2 separate regions of the Homo sapiens genome follow, and region 1 is linked to region 2. A link is an interaction called in ENCODE POLR2A ChIA-PET data of the cell type or tissue named here. Cell type or tissue: GM12878. All regions are shown on one strand. Links, peaks and the distances in the headings refer to the core of each region. The heading gives the core; the rest is flanking DNA. Region 1 overlaps HS3ST3A1 (heparan sulfate-glucosamine 3-sulfotransferase 3A1). Region 2 overlaps HS3ST3A1 (heparan sulfate-glucosamine 3-sulfotransferase 3A1).

Region 1 (8,344 bases), core at 109-8,108, 69 kb before region 2:
GGTGTGTGTCTGGGAGCAGGGGAAACTGCTGGGAACTCTCTGTGCTGTCAGCTCGCCATCCCTTGGGCCGAGCCCACTCACATCAATATTTCTTTTCCTGCTGTTGTTATGTGGGACCCCTCTGAAAACGTGACTTATAAGGATGGAAAGAAAACTCCCTTTACTTGTTGTTTGAATTGGCTTCTGTGGGAGAGGAAGACTTATATTTTTGAAGCAGCTCCCACACCAACCGAATCTGGATATGCAATTCTAAGAACCAAATCATCATCAAGATAAGCTAAACATCAGGGTTAGAGCCCAGGACACTGACCAGCGCCATTGATAGCAGACTCCTTTTAAAACTTTTAACGACCAGGTAAAGAAGAAAGAGAAAAAAAAATTGATTCTTATTCTCACTAGTCTTTATGACACAATATGTACCAAAGCTTACTTCAAGAAAACAGCACAGGGTTCCCTGGACTCCAGAGGAGGAGAGAAAACTCAAGGACTCTTGATCGTTAATTTTGGGGAACCTCATGAAAAGATAACGAATCCATCTGTAGTCAGGTCAGATCAAAGAGTCCTCCTGGAAGACAAGGGGCGAGAGTGTTTTGGGCTCATAAATTCAAGTAAGAATCCTTTATGTTTCTGTTGGATCTTAGAGTTTCCCAAGCAATTCCACACATTTTCTCTTTCATTGACTCTTAGAAACAGTAAAAATAAACCAGTAACTTACAAGGCTCATTGCTTCAACCCCTGATCCCCCTTTCTATGTTAACTTCATTGAGGGAACTCATGTATTCATAAGATGTAAAATACCATTTCTAACACGGTAGGCATTGTCCCAAATTCTGTTTTAAAGTGGTTTCTGTCTCCTAGGAGCCGGTGTGCTTCTATCAATGTCCTATCAAAGTATCAAATAATATCCAAAGAAATAACTTTACAACACTGAAAACTAAAATTCACAAACAACCTAATTATGTCAGAATCTGTAAGATGATCAGAGCCTCAGAAACCACCTGGGAAAGGTAGGAATATGTTGTACTTCCCCACCGTGGGGCCATCTCTGGACTTCCGACATTCTTTGTGTACCAAGCAAAAAGTAATATTTCCTACTTTGAGGGTAAGCATCTCTTTAATTTTTTTTTTTTTTTTAGCCTAAGTGCCAATCTTGCCTCACCCTGGTCCTGGCCCTGGCAGAGATCCACAATTTGAAAATACTAGCAAGTTTTTAGAGTTTGAGAAAAAAGGAAGTACTTCCTGGCATTTAAACAGAAAGAGAAACAAATAACATGACACCTAGGCTACTGACAAATGAAGGAGGAGACGGGGGAGTTGGGCTTTAGCCTTCAGTAATAAGTGCCCAAAGTGGAGAAGAGCTTAAAGGGAAAAAGACCTTTATGCTCAGCTAAGTTTTATTTCATTTGATGACATATGAAAATGACATTTTCAGATATGCAATGGTTTAAAAAACTTAACACCCATGTAACCCTGGGAAACAAACAAACTCGAAGGTTCATTTCAACTGAACAATAAATAGAGAAAAATTAAAAGCACAAGAATGAAAAAGTGAGTGTATTTCAGTAAAATGAGGGGCCATGTAAAATCAGTCAAAATAGAAATGTCTTAAAGAATTATTCTTAATGTGTCCATAAAAATGATGACAAATACACAGCAGAAATAAAATGTAATTAAGTTAGTTAGGATCTAAAGCCTGATCGATATTTACAAGCCCTTAGAAGTGTGTGTGTATTTGTGTGCGAGAGAGAGACAGAGAGAGATTGATAGGTTACAAGGAGACAGAGAAGAGAGCAAGAAGATAGAAGAAAAAAAGAGAAGAATCTAGAATCTACCAGAGATAGGAAAGTGCAAGGACTGTATTCTTCCAAGCAGCACCACTAAAAATTAGAACTGGAAAGAACCTTAGAAATCCCCTAATCCAGCTGCTTCATTTCACAGATGTTGAAAGGTTTGAGAAGGGGCTTGTCCTAAGTCATTCAGCCGAAAGAACACAAAAAGCCAGGCTTAGATTCTGAGTCTTCTGATGCTTGGCTCACTGTTCTTTCTATGTTACATTATTCTGCCTGAATTCTAGAAATATAATGTGCCCAGGGCTTGATTATCTGAAAAACAAAATTCATCTTGGGGGCTGGGGGTGGAATTCCCTCGTAGTGCTTCTGAACTGTGAAAGTTACATTAAATGTTGAGTCCTGATTAAAGGGAGAACTGGCTTTTCTTCAGCCTACCTGGTTCTCAGGTCAGCATCTAGAAGGGGAGAATGGAATTCTTATTCAAAGTGGGGAGAGCCTGGGCCAAGGGCAGGCCCCTCTCCTGGCTCTGTGGTGGCTGCCACAGCAAACCCCACATCTAGGCTGATCTGCGCTCTTGACAGGAGTTTTATAAATGATTAGTCTGAGAGCTGTGCTATCGGCTTTTGTGCAACTGCAGGCAGCTGCTTCGGAACAGAGAGCTCTCATCAGCCAGGAATTATCGAGTCTTTGCATATGTGCAGCTGGAGATAAGGGGGGAAAACGTGTTTTTCCTTGCTTGCAAATCAACAATCTAAGGAGAGTGGGGAAGCTGAGAGAGAAACATGATGAGGATAAATCAAAATTTTAGAAAGGTTCTTCGTCATATTTTGGCGATGGTGGTTTTTTTTGTTGTTGGTTGTTTGTTCATTCGCTATTTTTCTGTCAGTTTATTTTATTCTACTAGTTAGATTCTGGACACACGGTAGGTGCTAAATCAATATGTCTTTTAAGTTTGAACCAGGAGAAGTGACTTGCAGCTATGATTTTGGCAGGAGTCTGGGGTCTTGAACTGCTAGGATATTCTTTCTAAAATTTGCCATCCTCACCCTGTGTGAATATCTCAGTGTCCTTGATTTTTTTTTTTTTTTATACGAAGTCTTGCTCTGTGACCCAGGCTGGAGTGCAGTGGCGAGATCTTGGCTCACTGCAACCTCCACTTCCCAGGTTCAAGTGAGTCTCCTGCCTCAGCCTCCCGCGTAGCTGGGATTACAGGCACCCACCACCATGTCCTTGATTTTGAACAGGAGAAAAGGAGAAACATTTTGTCTCATACAGATCAAAACAAACTTCCAAAATAATCTCTTATTAATCACTCTTATGATATAAAACCTCCAAAATAATAATGTCATCATGAAATGAGGCATGCAGACAAAACAAACTTTGGGAAAGCCATCCCGGAGTTGGCATTTTACATAGCCTCTTAGTGCAGCTGTACCACGTACCACTACGAAGAAGTAAAACCATCCATCCAATAGGGACACAGGTAAGAAGGGCTCTGACTTTAAGTCCCACAATTTGGTAGTTCCCACAAATTGCATACACACACAAATTTATTACAGAAACCGTCACTCCAGCATCAGCATAGTGCAACCAGAAACCCTAAATATCCACTCTCATATTTAAATCCCAGGGAAATGCTTCTGCAAACCTCTTGCCCTGTGTCTTTAAAACAAAAGGGCCAAATGCTGAGAACATACAGGGGTTGTGTTGCAGCAGATAGACACTGCTTCAAGTTAGGGGAAGGATTTGGGTGAGGGAAGTAGTTAGCTAAGAGAAAAAAAATCAAATTAAGTAGCTTATCCAGTGCTTCCTATCAGAGAGCATGAAATAGCCTCTTGAAGTAAAAGTATCATTTCCTGGTATTACTGAGTGCTCATTTCTCTGCTTCTCCTCCTAATCCAGTTCACGGTCCTGAAGATATTAACACATTATGGAGGTAATCACAACATTCGCACGTGGAGGTGGAGGGGCATATTTTATAATGAAGCAACTGATGCCACTCTGACATGTATAAATATGTAGGTCTAGATGAAACAGCTGAAGCATGGTACTGATTCTTTCTAGTGGCAACTAGATGGATGTTAAAAGCTAGAATGGAGAACAGTTCTAACTTTATAAATATGTTTGAGATTTAATTACAATTTAAAAATTAGGAAGTCAATTTAAAATAATTTTTATTTCAACATTTTATATTTATTAATTAGAATCTATATTTTGTCTTTGAATTTTGATAGATAACTTGGAATATTTTAGAAATAAAGACAACTTTTAAATACACGTGGAAATAATTTTCATTTCTTAAATTTTACATTTACTTTAATTCATATTTTGGATCAAAATATATTCAAATTTGTACACTTGCACTTCAAAAATCCTTTAGATCAGAGGTCATCAAGCTATGGCCCACAGGCCAACACCAGCTAGTTTTTTAAACTGCATGATCCCTGAGGTCAGGAGATCGAGACCATCCTGGCTAACAAGGTGAAACCCCGTCTCTACTAAAAATACAAAAAATTAGCCGGGCGCGGTGGCGGGCGCCTGTAGTCCCAGCTACTGGGGAGGCTGAGGCAGGAGAATGGCGTGAACCCGGGAAGCGGAGCTTGCAGTGAGCCGAGATTGCGCCACTGCAGTCCGCAGTCCGGCCTGGGCGACAGAGCGAGACTCCGTCTCAAAAAAAAAAAAAAAAAAAAAACTGCATGATCCCATTTATATGACACATTCAGAATAAGCAAATCTATAGTGACAGAAAGCAGATTAGTTGTTGCCAAGGGCTGAGGGGTGTGGGGAATAGGAGTGAGTGCTTAACAGGCATGACGTTTCCTTTTGACGAGATGAAAGTGCTCTGGGATTGGATAGCAGTGGTGGTCAGCTATTTTTGTCAATAAAGTTTTATTGAAACATAGCCATGTCCATTTGCAAATGTATCCTCTCGGCAGCTTTTGAACCACAAACACTGGACTGGGTACTTGTGACAGAGATCACGTGGCCTGCAAAATATTCATTATCTGGACCTTTTCATAAAACATTTTTCACCTCCTGCTTTAGACCATTGCTGTCAGTAGAATAAAATTAGTATTCAAAATCTTGATTGTAGCATAATTAGTATTTTGTTGAAATTAAGGGATAAAAAAATAAATTGTACTGCGTAAGTATGTAGTAGTTCATGATCTGCGTATGTCTTTGTTTTATTACTCATCCCAACATTGCTGGCCCATCAACAGAATGCCCAAATGAGCAATAATAATTAAATTGAGTCATTTTTGGTCATTTGCCAACTTTCAGACATAGAAAAATAATAGATTTATATATTTTTTCTGTTTTGTTGTTAGGAGGGAATATTTGTCAAAATAGGAGAATAGGATGTATTTCATGTAACAGTTTATTAGCTTGATTCATAACTTTTTAAATGTTCAGACATAGGGTATGCGGGCCTTCATTCAGGGACCTGAAATGTAAAGGGTGGGCCAGAAGAAAACACACCAGGACTTAGAGCTAAGTCATGGTGAAGGAAAACAAGGCCGGCAGACAGGCTGTCCATTCCAAAAAAGCCTGGGGCTGTCAGGAGCTAAACTTTCCAGATGAGGCACTTCACGCGGACTAGGTGGCTCCACCGCAGCAGAAATGCTGCAGACGCCTCACATCTGTGTGACGGAACAGAAATCCCTCTTCTTTCAGCACAGGAAAACGAAACATGCTAGGCTCTGGGGGGAGCAGCCCATTTGGAAAATAGCAGCTTTCCAAATGGGCTTTTAAAAAAATTAAACTTCAACAACATTCAAAAAATTCTACATGCAAAAAAGGTTCATTACAGAAAACTTAGAAAATTCCCAGAGAAGCACAAAATTCTAGAAAGTAAAATTACTCAACCACCGCTCCGATATAGCATTTAAAAATACATCCATGCAGATCTCATTCTATGCAGAGCTTTATGTTAATAACTTATTTATAAAATTCAATTATATTGTGCACACACTATTCTAAACTGCCTTTTGCACTCTGGAATAAATAGAAACACCATTCTTGTCATTAATTACACATCTACTTCGTTTTAAATTGCTGCGCAGTATCCTATTTTATGAAATGCCATAAAGTGTTTAGTGAATCCCTTATTATTGGATACGTGGGTTGTTTCTAAAGTCAAACATTTTCATTCACATGTTTAATTGTTTCCTCGAAGTAGAAATGAAGGCATGAGTATTTTAAAAGCTTTGGAGCCATACTGTAAAACTTCTATGAAGGTATTTATATTTTGTCTTTGAATCTTAATATATTATTTAAAATATTTTGGTTCCATTTCAGTATATTAAAGTATATATTTTCTCATACACTCCTTAACACTTTGTATTATATTTAAATTGCTTCTAGTAAGCATAGGGAAATGATTTTTTAATATTTTAATACTTATGTTTTCAATTAGACCATTTCCCAGATGTTTATCAAGATTATGATTTTCAAAGACATTTTTTGGTTATGTATGTTTTGTCTATTTTTTTCTAATGGGATTTTTTTTCTTAGATTTCAAATATTTTCTTTACATTAATGATATTTATCCCTTGTCTTTTAGGTAGCAAACATCCAGTTTATCCTTTCTTGTTTCTTTTTTTATTTATAGTGGTTTTTAAAAAATAGTTTTAAATCCATCAATGTTTTTCTTTATGACTTTTGCTTTTCCTTTATGATGTTTCCTAAGAAAGGCCTTTCTAATCTTAACATTAAATAAATAAATATCCATCTTTGACTTGTATTTTATTTATTTTTAAATTCAGTTTAAATCATGGTTAAAGTCAAATTTGAAATATATATATTTTAAAATTATGAACAAGTACCTGTCCTTTTATCCAGTACTGACACGCCACCTACATCATATACTAAGTTGCTATGTATCCTTCATTTTGTGTTTGGAGTTTTGATACTGTTCTATGCTTGTCCTGGCATTAGTAGAGCACTCTTTTAATTATTGCAATTTGGCTGGGTGTGATGGCCCATGCCTGTAATCCCAGCACTTTGAGAGGACAAGGAGGGTGGATCATGGGAGGTCAGGTGTTTATAGGTATGGCGTTTCCTTTTGAGGAAACGTTGCCAGAGACGAGGAGAGGGTAAGACTACAAAGTGATAGCATGAGATTAAAGTGATGAAACTGTTTTATATTCAGATGGTGGTGTTGGTTATGCAAATCAGTACACATACTGGATTTCATAGAGTTGTCTTCCAGAAATGTCAGTTTTGCTAAATGTTAATTTAAATATAAAACAAAATAAGAATTTTACTGAGGAACATAAAAGAAAATTTATATCAATAAAAGCCATATAATTTTCCTAGATTAATGAACTATATGTACTAAAAAGTCATCTCTTCCTAAACTAGTACTTACATTTTATGAAATGCCAATTCAAATGGAAATGAAGAGGGAAAGGGGATTTAATTAAAATATTGTATAATTCTTCAATGTATTTGGAAGAAAATACATTCAATAAAAAATGTTCTAGAATAGGAAATTTCACATTAGATCTGAGACATATAAAATTGCAATAACATATATTTTCTGAGACGAGTTTCCCTCTTTTGCCCAGGCTGGAGTGCAGGGCACTATCTTGGCTCACTGCAACTTCCACCTCTTGGGTTCAGGCGATTCTCCCGCCTCAGCTTCCCGAGTAGCTGGCATAACAGGCATGTGCCATCATACCTGGCTAATTTTTGTATTTTTAGTAGAGATGGGTTTTCACCATGTTGGCCAGGCTGTTCTTGAACTCGTGACCTCAGGTGATCTGCCTGCCTTCGCCTCCCAAAGTGCTGGGATTACAGGCATGAGCCACTGTGTCCAACCAGTTTGTTTCAGTTTTTTTTTTTTTTTTTTTTTTGCTGAATAGTATTCTATTGCCTACATGCACCACGATTTGTTTATCCATTTAACTGCTGGAGGACATCGTGGTCAGTAACAGTTTTCAATGTTTATGACTAGAACTGTTATTAACATTTTGCAGAGGTTGTATGTGAATACAAGTTTTACCATAGGCTAAATAGTAAGGAGCAAAATTGCTGGGTCATTTAACAAGTATATGTGTAACTTTATAAGTAACTGCCAAACTGTTTTAAAAAGTGTCTCCCATTTCTCATTTCCCAAAAGCAATGTATGAGGGTTTCTTTTGCTCCACATCCTTGTCAGCACTTAATGTTATCAGTTTTTAAAAATAATTTTAGCCATTCTAATAGTTGTGTGGTGGTATCACATGGTGGTTTTAATTTACCTTTTCCTATTGATGAATGATGTTGAACGTCTTTTTATGTGTTTAATTGCCTCCTTATTGAAATGTTTATTACAGTTTTTTGCCCATTTTTACATGGGGCTGTTTATTTTCTTACTGCTGAGTTTTAAAAGTTCTTTATATATTCACGGGCCTGGCGTGTTGGCTCACACCTGTAATCCCAGCAGTTTGGAAGGCCGAAGCGGGCGAATCACGAGGTCAGGAGTTTGAGACCAGCCTGGCCAACATGGAGAAAGCCCGTTGCTACTAAAAATACAAACAATGAGCCAGGCATGGTGGCACGTGCCTGTA
Region 2 (8,278 bases), core at 1-8,000:
AGAGATTTAATGGACTTACAGTTCCACATGGCTGGGGAGGCCTCACAATCATTGCAGAAGGCAAAGGAAGAGCAAAGGCATGCTTTACATGGTGGCAGACAAGAGGGCGTGTGCAGGGGAACTCCCCTTTATAAAATCTTCAGATCTCTTGAGACTTATTCACTATTGCAAGAACAGCACAGGAAGGATCCACCCCCATGATTCAATTACCTTCCACCAGGTCCCTTCCATGACACATGGAAATTATGGGAGCTATAATTCAAGATGAGATTTGGGTAGGGACACAGCCAAATGATAACACCTACTCAGCATGCTATTAATTCATGGAACTAAGGTTTCTTCACCCTGAGTCTGCCTGGCCAGGACTGGAGGAAATCTTGCTAGTCTCCAGTTCTCCAAGCTATTATCAGTTCATTGTATTCCTGGGGTTGCTTTCTGACTGCCTCATGAAAGAAGACCTTCCTTCCCCACTGCCTTCCACTCTGAAGAGCCTTTTGGTCTGGCAAGGAAACCAGTACAGCTAACTTCTCCCTCCCGGGACAGAGGAATAATGAGAGCTTGAGGACATTCATGACAACAGTCATACCCACAAGCTTTCCTTAGTCAAAATTTACATAATCCAGGACAGAATACATATAGAATAATACAACTGTAGGCTTGGAGGAAACCAACAGAAATCACCAAATTTGACATTTTTATTTAGAAGATGAAAAAAACTCAGTCAGAGATAAAACACAAGTATGTACAAGTTCACCAATTAATTAATGGCAAAGCCACGGCTAGATCCCTACTAGAAAGTGCTTTATTATCCTAGTCAATATGACTACCATTTGCATCAAGTTCAGGCCCCAGCTTTTAAGTCTAGTGACTATTTTAAAGAAGACAAGAAATTTTGGTAGCAGTTTCTGGTGTGTGTGTGTGTGTGTGTGTCAAAAGAATTCTTAGAATAGCTCTTAATCTAGAACCCAATCAAAACGGGCATCTTCACACTACCAGAGACAGTATTTGATACAACTTTTCCAAAGGGCAATTTTGTAACAGGCGTCAAAAGATTTAAAAAATGCATATATCACTTTACTCAGCCATTTTTTCTGCTGAGAAGTTATCATAAGAAAATAATGATAGGTGAGCATTAAAGATTTAGTTACAAGGAGTCCACGGCAGTTTTAGTCATAGTGAAATATTGGAATCAAGTTAAACATTGAACAATAAGGATTGCCTAAGTGACTTATGGGACATCCAGACAACAGAATCCATGCAATCTTTTAAAAAATGCTTAAAATCTTTTTAAAAGTCAGGGTTTCCAGGCCGGGAATGGTGGCTCACGCCTGTAATCTCAGAGCTTTGTGAGGCCGAGGTGGGCGGATCACCTGAGGTCTGGAGTTCAAGACCAGCCCGGCCAACACGGTGAAATCCCCGTCTCTACAAAAATACAAAAAAAAAAAAAAAAAAAATTAGCTGGGCTTGGTGGTGGGCGCCTGTAGTCCCAGCTACTTGGGAAGTGCAGGTAGAAGAATCACTTGAACCCAGGAGGCAGAGGTTGCAGTGAGCCAAGATCGTGCCACTGCACTCCAGCCCGGGTGACAGAGCCAGACTCCATCTCAAAAAAAAAAAAAAAAAAAAGTCAGGGTTTCCACAGTGGTGTCTGAAAATTTATTCAATCTAATCTGAAGCCTGGGCCCAGTCTCTCCTAGACATACATATCCAGTGTTCAGTACAGTGCTTGCCACAGGAAAGAGACTTGGTAATACTGAACGAATGAATGTTGATTAGATTTTTAGCATAACACCAGACACACCCTAATAACAAAATCTTACCTGAGTAAGAGGAATTACAGAGATCATGTCAATATAAGCAATTATTTGCAGGTGTGTCAAGTATTTGACTGTTTGAATTACTTCATGTATTCAAAATAGATGTTGATTTTTCATTATTAAAGATACTCAAATTTGTCATTTTTATTAAATATACAAAATATGCAAGCAACATGCAGCTACCTAGGAAAACATTTATTACTAGATAAGCTGAACATTTTCTTGACCATATCACATAATTATATATTTTTAAATTCCCAGATGCCTAGCACTGTGTATCTTTTCAAAAAAGAAAGCCATTCATATAACTGGACACGTTTTTTCATTTTAATGAAATTTTTTGTCTTTGTTGTTTCAGCATCATAAAGATGTGGAAACTCTACCACTGTTCTATTGGTACAGTACTGCCGGGAGTGTAAAATCATACAACCATTTTGGACGTCGATTTGGCAGTATGTATCAAATGTTCATAGCCTTTGACCTTATGATTCTACTTCTTGAAATGTATTCTAAACTCTTACTCAATATTAGAAATAACATTACAAACAAAGATTCCCATCAAAAGTATCCCTTATAATAGTCCCAAATTAAAAAGTACCTTAAAGGGGTAATGATTACTATGAGATACTCTTAAAAGAGGATTTAGGCTGGGCCTAGTGGCTCACTCTTGTAATCCCAGCACTATAGGAGGCCGAGGTGGGCAGATCACTTGCACTCAGGAGTTCCAGACCAACCTGGCCAACATGGTGAAACCCTGTCTCTACTAAAAAATACAAAAACTAGCTGGGCAGGTGGCGCATACCTGTAATCCCAGCTACTTGGGAGGCTGAGGCAGGAGAATTGGTTGAACTTGGGAGGCGGAGGTTGCAGTGAGCCAAGATCACACTACTGCATTCCAGCCTGGGTGACAGAGCCAGACTCCATCTCCAAAAAAAAAAAAAAAAAAAAAAAAAAATCATAAGAAATTATGCTTTGGGAGACTGACAGAACTCCTCAGATCACCTGAGGTCAACATGGGGAAACCCTGTCTCTACTAAAACTACAAAAATTAGTGGGGCCGTGGTGGCGCTTGCCTGTAATCCCAGTTATTCGGGAGCCTGGGAGGCAGAGGTTGCAGTGAGCTGAGATCGTGCCCCTGCACTCAGCCTGGGTGACAGAGTGACTCTGTCTAAAAAAAAAAAAAAAAAAAAAAAGAAAAAAGAAATTATACATATACTATGATCTTAATTAGGTTAAAAACAAAACAAAAGCAAGGCTACCAGTTTTGCATTTGCCATGTCTTGCATTTGCCATTGCATTTGCCATGTTTTTCGTAAGGGGCAGCATATACAGTCTGTTGTGCTATAATGCCAACACACGCATTCTTCAAATCACTATGCTGATAAAAATTCACAGATTAAAAAAACCACAGGACTTAGAGGAAAATAGGATTAGGGTACAACACTTAAAATTTTCTCAGTGGTACATTAAAAAAAATAAAAAGAACCTAAATAACAATGGTAACACAGTTCCATACATGTTGATGGTTAAGAAATCCAGAAATTCTAAAATAAAAATGACACTTTGACTTTGAAAAAGCCCTAGTGTTTTCTCATGGAAGTGGGCATTGGAGGGGTTGCAGTTTGTGAATTATTGTGAAGTGGTGAATGGAAGGTTATCTAAAATCAGATCAGCAAAACATCACACTGTACCCTGTTTATACATTTATACACACAATTAGTATTTGTCAATTAAAAACAAGTTAATAAAAAATAATAATTTTAAAAAGAAAAACATAGTAAAGTAAAATCCAGCTTAAAGCCAGATTTTAGGGGTAAGACTCAGAACACACACAGTGGACCAGGTGCAGTGGCTCACGCCTGTTATACTAACACTTTGGGAGGCTGAGACAGGCAGATCACCTGAGGTCGGAGTTCGAGATCAGCCTGACCAACATGGAGAAACTCCATCTCTACTAAAAATACAAAATTAGCCGGACGTGGTGACACATGCCTATAATCCCAGCTACTCGGGAGGCTGAGGCAGTAGAATCGCTTGAACCCAGGAGGCGGAGGTTGTCGTGAGCCGAGATCACGCCATTGCACTCCAGCCTGGGCAACAAGAGCAAAACTCCATCTCAAAAACAAACAAAAAAAAGAACACACACAGTCAATTGAGGTCTCTGGTAGGCGGTTGGGGCATGTACCTGCATGTGTGTGCTTGTGTATTCCTGTGAGGCTGGGTGCAACTTTCGCTTTTCTGTATTCACTGCCGTTTCTTGTGAATGAAAATGCACATAAGCAAATGCAAAGCTCACATTATGGTCAAATGGTATGCTCAAAGATATTAATATTAATATATTAATTCCATTGGAACAAATTTGCATTTCAATACAAGCATTACAGCAGAACTGACTTAACTTATATGTCTATCATATACATTTATATATGTGCTATATACACATAATAGTAGAAGCTTCTGCAGTGGGTGGATCACCTGAGGTCAGGAGTTGAAGACCAGCCTGGCCAACATGGCAAAACTCTGTCTGTACTAAAAATACAAAAATTAGCTGGGTGTGGTGGCACGCACCTGTAGTCCCAGCTACTCAGGAGGCTGAGGCATGAGAATCACTTGAACCCGGGAGAGAGAGGTTGCAGTGGGCTGAGATCGAGCCACTGCACTCCAGCCTGGGTGATGAAGTGAGACTCTATCTCAAAAAAAAAAAAAAAAACGTAGAAACTTCCTAATTAATAAACTTTAACATAAGCTAATAAAATAATATTTCTAAAGTTGTCTACACACCCAACACTGTCTGAAAACAACTAGCCACACAAATACAGAATAAATAGATGTGAATGTGCTTGTCAATGAGCAGGCAAGCAAGCAATGGACTGAATAAATATTTTTACCATCCAAATAAGTTATGTTATATCAATGTTTTGAGAACTTATCTTAAAAACATGATTTGATGACTAGAATAGCTACAGAACTGTTTTAATAAACTTTGGTCTATCAGATAAGTATTGGGCTAAATGACCCCAAGTTCATTTCCAATGCTAATAATGAGATTTTGTGATAGTGTACTTTTTTCTTAATAACAAGGTACTTTATATTTAGATAAGAATAAATAAACTCAGTTCCCAGGGGGTCGCCCTTTAACTACTGTCTGGGCATTTCTGTGCCAATAGAATGTAACACACAGACTCATACTTTTTTCTTTCCTAAATGTCACCTGAGAACGGTGTGAAATTTTCTTCCTATTTTAAAATTACCTTGACTTAAGCAAACAGACACACAAAAAAAGACTTTCCTGGCAAACAGTTTGACCAATGAACAAATGACAGGAAGTGTTCCTCCTCTTTTTTTTTTCTGATGGATGTTATAAAAGGGGAAACAACTCGTTTGGCAAAGTATAGTACATCATCACTCAAATCTGAGTTCAATAGTTCAAATTTTTAGCGGCCTTGGGGAGGAAGAAAAAGAACTTTCTGTTTTCAAGGAAAATGATTTTGCCTGAGCTTTTAAAACTGAGCTAGCATATTCTATGCAATTCTGATAATAGGCATACATAAAAGTCATATGCCCAAATCAATGTATTGAAGTTGCTTAAATATCCAGTTATTATTTGGTTTTTAAGAACTTCCTGTTTAAAAGGGCAATAATTTTGCCCGAACCTTTACAACTGTGCTAGTATACTATGATAATAGGAATACATAAGTCAGAAGTCCAAATCAATATACTCATGTAGCTATTTAAATGAACTATGCTTTATTTGCTTTTTTATAAATGAAGGAAAAACATGCTTGCATGAATACAGCCAAAATATAATCTGTCCACTGATGTGGTTTGCTAAACGATCAAGGAGTTGCACGTGAAATGAAACATTTAATGCCCAACGTATTTCTAAGATTTCAAAATAATCACGTTTTCATTTGCATAGTACTACTTTCTCATTCATTATATTACTTAATGATTTTCATGCTTTCTTTCCCTGAGAAATCAATCAGTCTATCAGAAATCATATTTAAAATACTATGGTGTCTTTCCGAGTGACTTATTTTTTAGATAATGCTGTAATACAGAGTAACCTCTGGCAGGCAAAGATTCACATTTGCTCTTTGATAATGTGTAAGTAGCCTGCACAGTTCCTGAGACTCAGTCATTTGTTAATTTTGTAGAGGCAGATAGTTTAAATTCCTGTGAAGATGTTACAGCCATTCATTCTCCAGATATGAGAGAAAAATGCAACTTTGTGAACAAAATTATAGTGGTAACTGAAAGGCAATAAATTGTGGGTATGAGGAAATCCACTGGAAATCCACGGCCATAGAAAGGCATGAGACGCGGGAGACGTAGAGAAGATACAAACATTTCGGCATCTGTGAATTTTAGGACTCACAGAAGTCTTCAGAGTTATTCCTTGAAAAAATCTGACTCGACCACTAAGAAAATTTGAAACTGCCGTTAAATCACATTCCCCTTCATGTTGGCCTCTTTGCCCTTTTATTGGTGGGCCTCTGAAGCATTTGATGAGGGCTACTTTCTCTTTTCTCTTCCCCTTTTGGTTTTCTATTTTCTCCTCTGCTGCAGTTGTGTGGAGTTTCTGGTCATGCAATGAAATATTCTAAATTTTGTTACATATATGCAGAGAGTCACAAGGAGTCTGGCTTTATTTTAATCAGGATATTAGAAAAGTGAAGATCTCAGGCACGTATTTGTTTAAACTTAAGCCACCAGCTTTTACATTCTCCAGTTTTCTGGGCTCCTCATACTCTCAATTTCTCTTCTCCCTCATCCCCTCCAGAAAAATGCCCCTTAACACGTCACCATGCTGCTAAAGGCCTACCCTTAGATTTTTTTATCAAACTGGAAAAGAAACTCATGGTGAAATACATTAATTATTTGCAATATCCCAATATTAAATCTAAAGAGATGACATGAACATAGTTGTTGAACTTTACATAGTCACTCCACTTATTTTAAATAACATTCAGCTTGAAATTTTCTCTATTTCTTTTCTCTACGAACCTCTATGAGTTGGAGAGAAATATTCGCTGTGAACTAAATGAGAAATTGAACACTACAACGGTATTTGGCTTAGTTTGGTTTTGTTTTGCCATGAGCAGTACATTTGTGAGTCAGACAATAAAGCAATAATACATTGGTTTGGTTTTCTCACTCCTGAGGGTTTTTGCTTTGCTTCGTTTTTGAGGATTTCTCACCATTACCATGATTTCCAGAGAAGAAAAAGGAAAGTATTGAATGCAAAGCAAAGAGTACCTGGATTTTATGTGCTATCTGGTATTCATAGTGAACACATAAAAATATGTCACTGATGGAAGAATAGCCAATGGTTAAAACTTTTTAAAAGCCTTCAATGTTAATGAGGAAAAACCATAAGGTATTTAAATTTCTTCATTCTCTGATGAAATCTTCAAGCAAGTATTCAAAAAATGGAGATTCTTAAAGCAAGTTTGTCTTTATTTTCATACTTGCAATGGAGCTTAGAATAGACTGGTACAAGTGCTGCCTTGAAGAAGAACCACTATGCTTTTACCAAAATGTTCACGAAAATTAAACAGGCATTTCAGTTGCTACATGGCTACGTGTGTTTAATCATTAAGGATGGAAACCATAAGCATTCATCCAAAGAGCACAACCTGCAATTTCCAAAAAAAAAAAAGAAGAAAGAGAGAGAGAGGAAGGAAGGAAGGAAGGAAGGGAGAGACGGAGGGAGGGAGGGAGGCAAAGAAGGAAGGAAGGAAAAAAGGAAGGAAGGAAAGAAGGAAGGAAGGAAAGAAGGAAGGAAGGAAAGAAGGAAGGAAGGAGGGAAGGAAGGAAGAAAGGAAGGATTGATTTGGCTAAAACTCTCTGATTAAAAAAACAATTAATCATGCCACTATACATAAGCAAACACATAAACACAGAAACCAGGGCATATAGGTGCAGTAACCAGGAAAAAATACAGTAAGCACATTCTAAACCCTCTTTTCATCTCAGGAAGTTTTATTCACGTGGATAACTAGTCATAATCATCACAAAGCAAGTATGAGGATCCCATTGGGTGACTCAAGTCCAGGAAAGATAGGGAAGGTGGCAAAGATTACACAGATACACTGGTGAAGTTCATTACATTCCTGTGTCTTCTGACACATTTCCATTTACTCATCACCCCATGCCATGTGGCTTCTGTCACACCGCAAAAGCCCACCTGGCTTCAAGGTCACCAATGACTTCTTAACTCACAAGGCAAATAATAAAACCTGTATTCATCCTTTCTGTAGTATTTGATACCACGGACCTTGAAACCATCCTCCCATCCTCATTACCAGCATTTATTGTGGAAATGTAAGTTAGAGCAAAACTTTGAAAGAACTATACCATGAACAACCATTTAGCCGCCAATTACAATCTAAATACTCATTTTTCTGTGCTTTTTTTTTTTTTTTTTTTTTTTTTTTTTTTGAGACAGAGTCTTGCTCTGT

The links. ChIA-PET counts read pairs that join two places held together with the same protein. Peaks named below come from ENCODE experiments on the same cell type or tissue, not always from the same donor. Only the 100,000 strongest peaks of a DNase experiment are listed, where the experiment ranks them.
Region 1: POLR2A ChIA-PET joins it to region 2 with 5 read pairs; 3 of 35 experiments call an interaction of 5 or more read pairs at or near these places.

What each region holds. Positions count from the first base shown.
Region 1 is chr17:13,507,846-13,516,189 of GRCh38, forward strand. The region is part of intron 1 of HS3ST3A1 (heparan sulfate-glucosamine 3-sulfotransferase 3A1); the gene reads right to left. Among named protein-coding and RNA genes, the nearest start is that of MIR548H3, 32 kb to the right of the region's middle. In GM12878, for the core only: no CTCF peak of the experiment used is centred there; no DNase peak of the experiment used is centred there; H3K4me3 peaks cover 612 bases; H3K27ac peaks cover 624 bases.
Region 2 is chr17:13,576,960-13,585,237 of GRCh38, forward strand. The region is part of intron 1 of HS3ST3A1 (heparan sulfate-glucosamine 3-sulfotransferase 3A1); the gene reads right to left. Among named protein-coding and RNA genes, the nearest start is that of HS3ST3A1, 21 kb to the right of the region's middle. RefSeq lists silencers at 5,000-5,200, 7,120-7,320. In GM12878, for the core only: no CTCF peak of the experiment used is centred there; no DNase peak of the experiment used is centred there.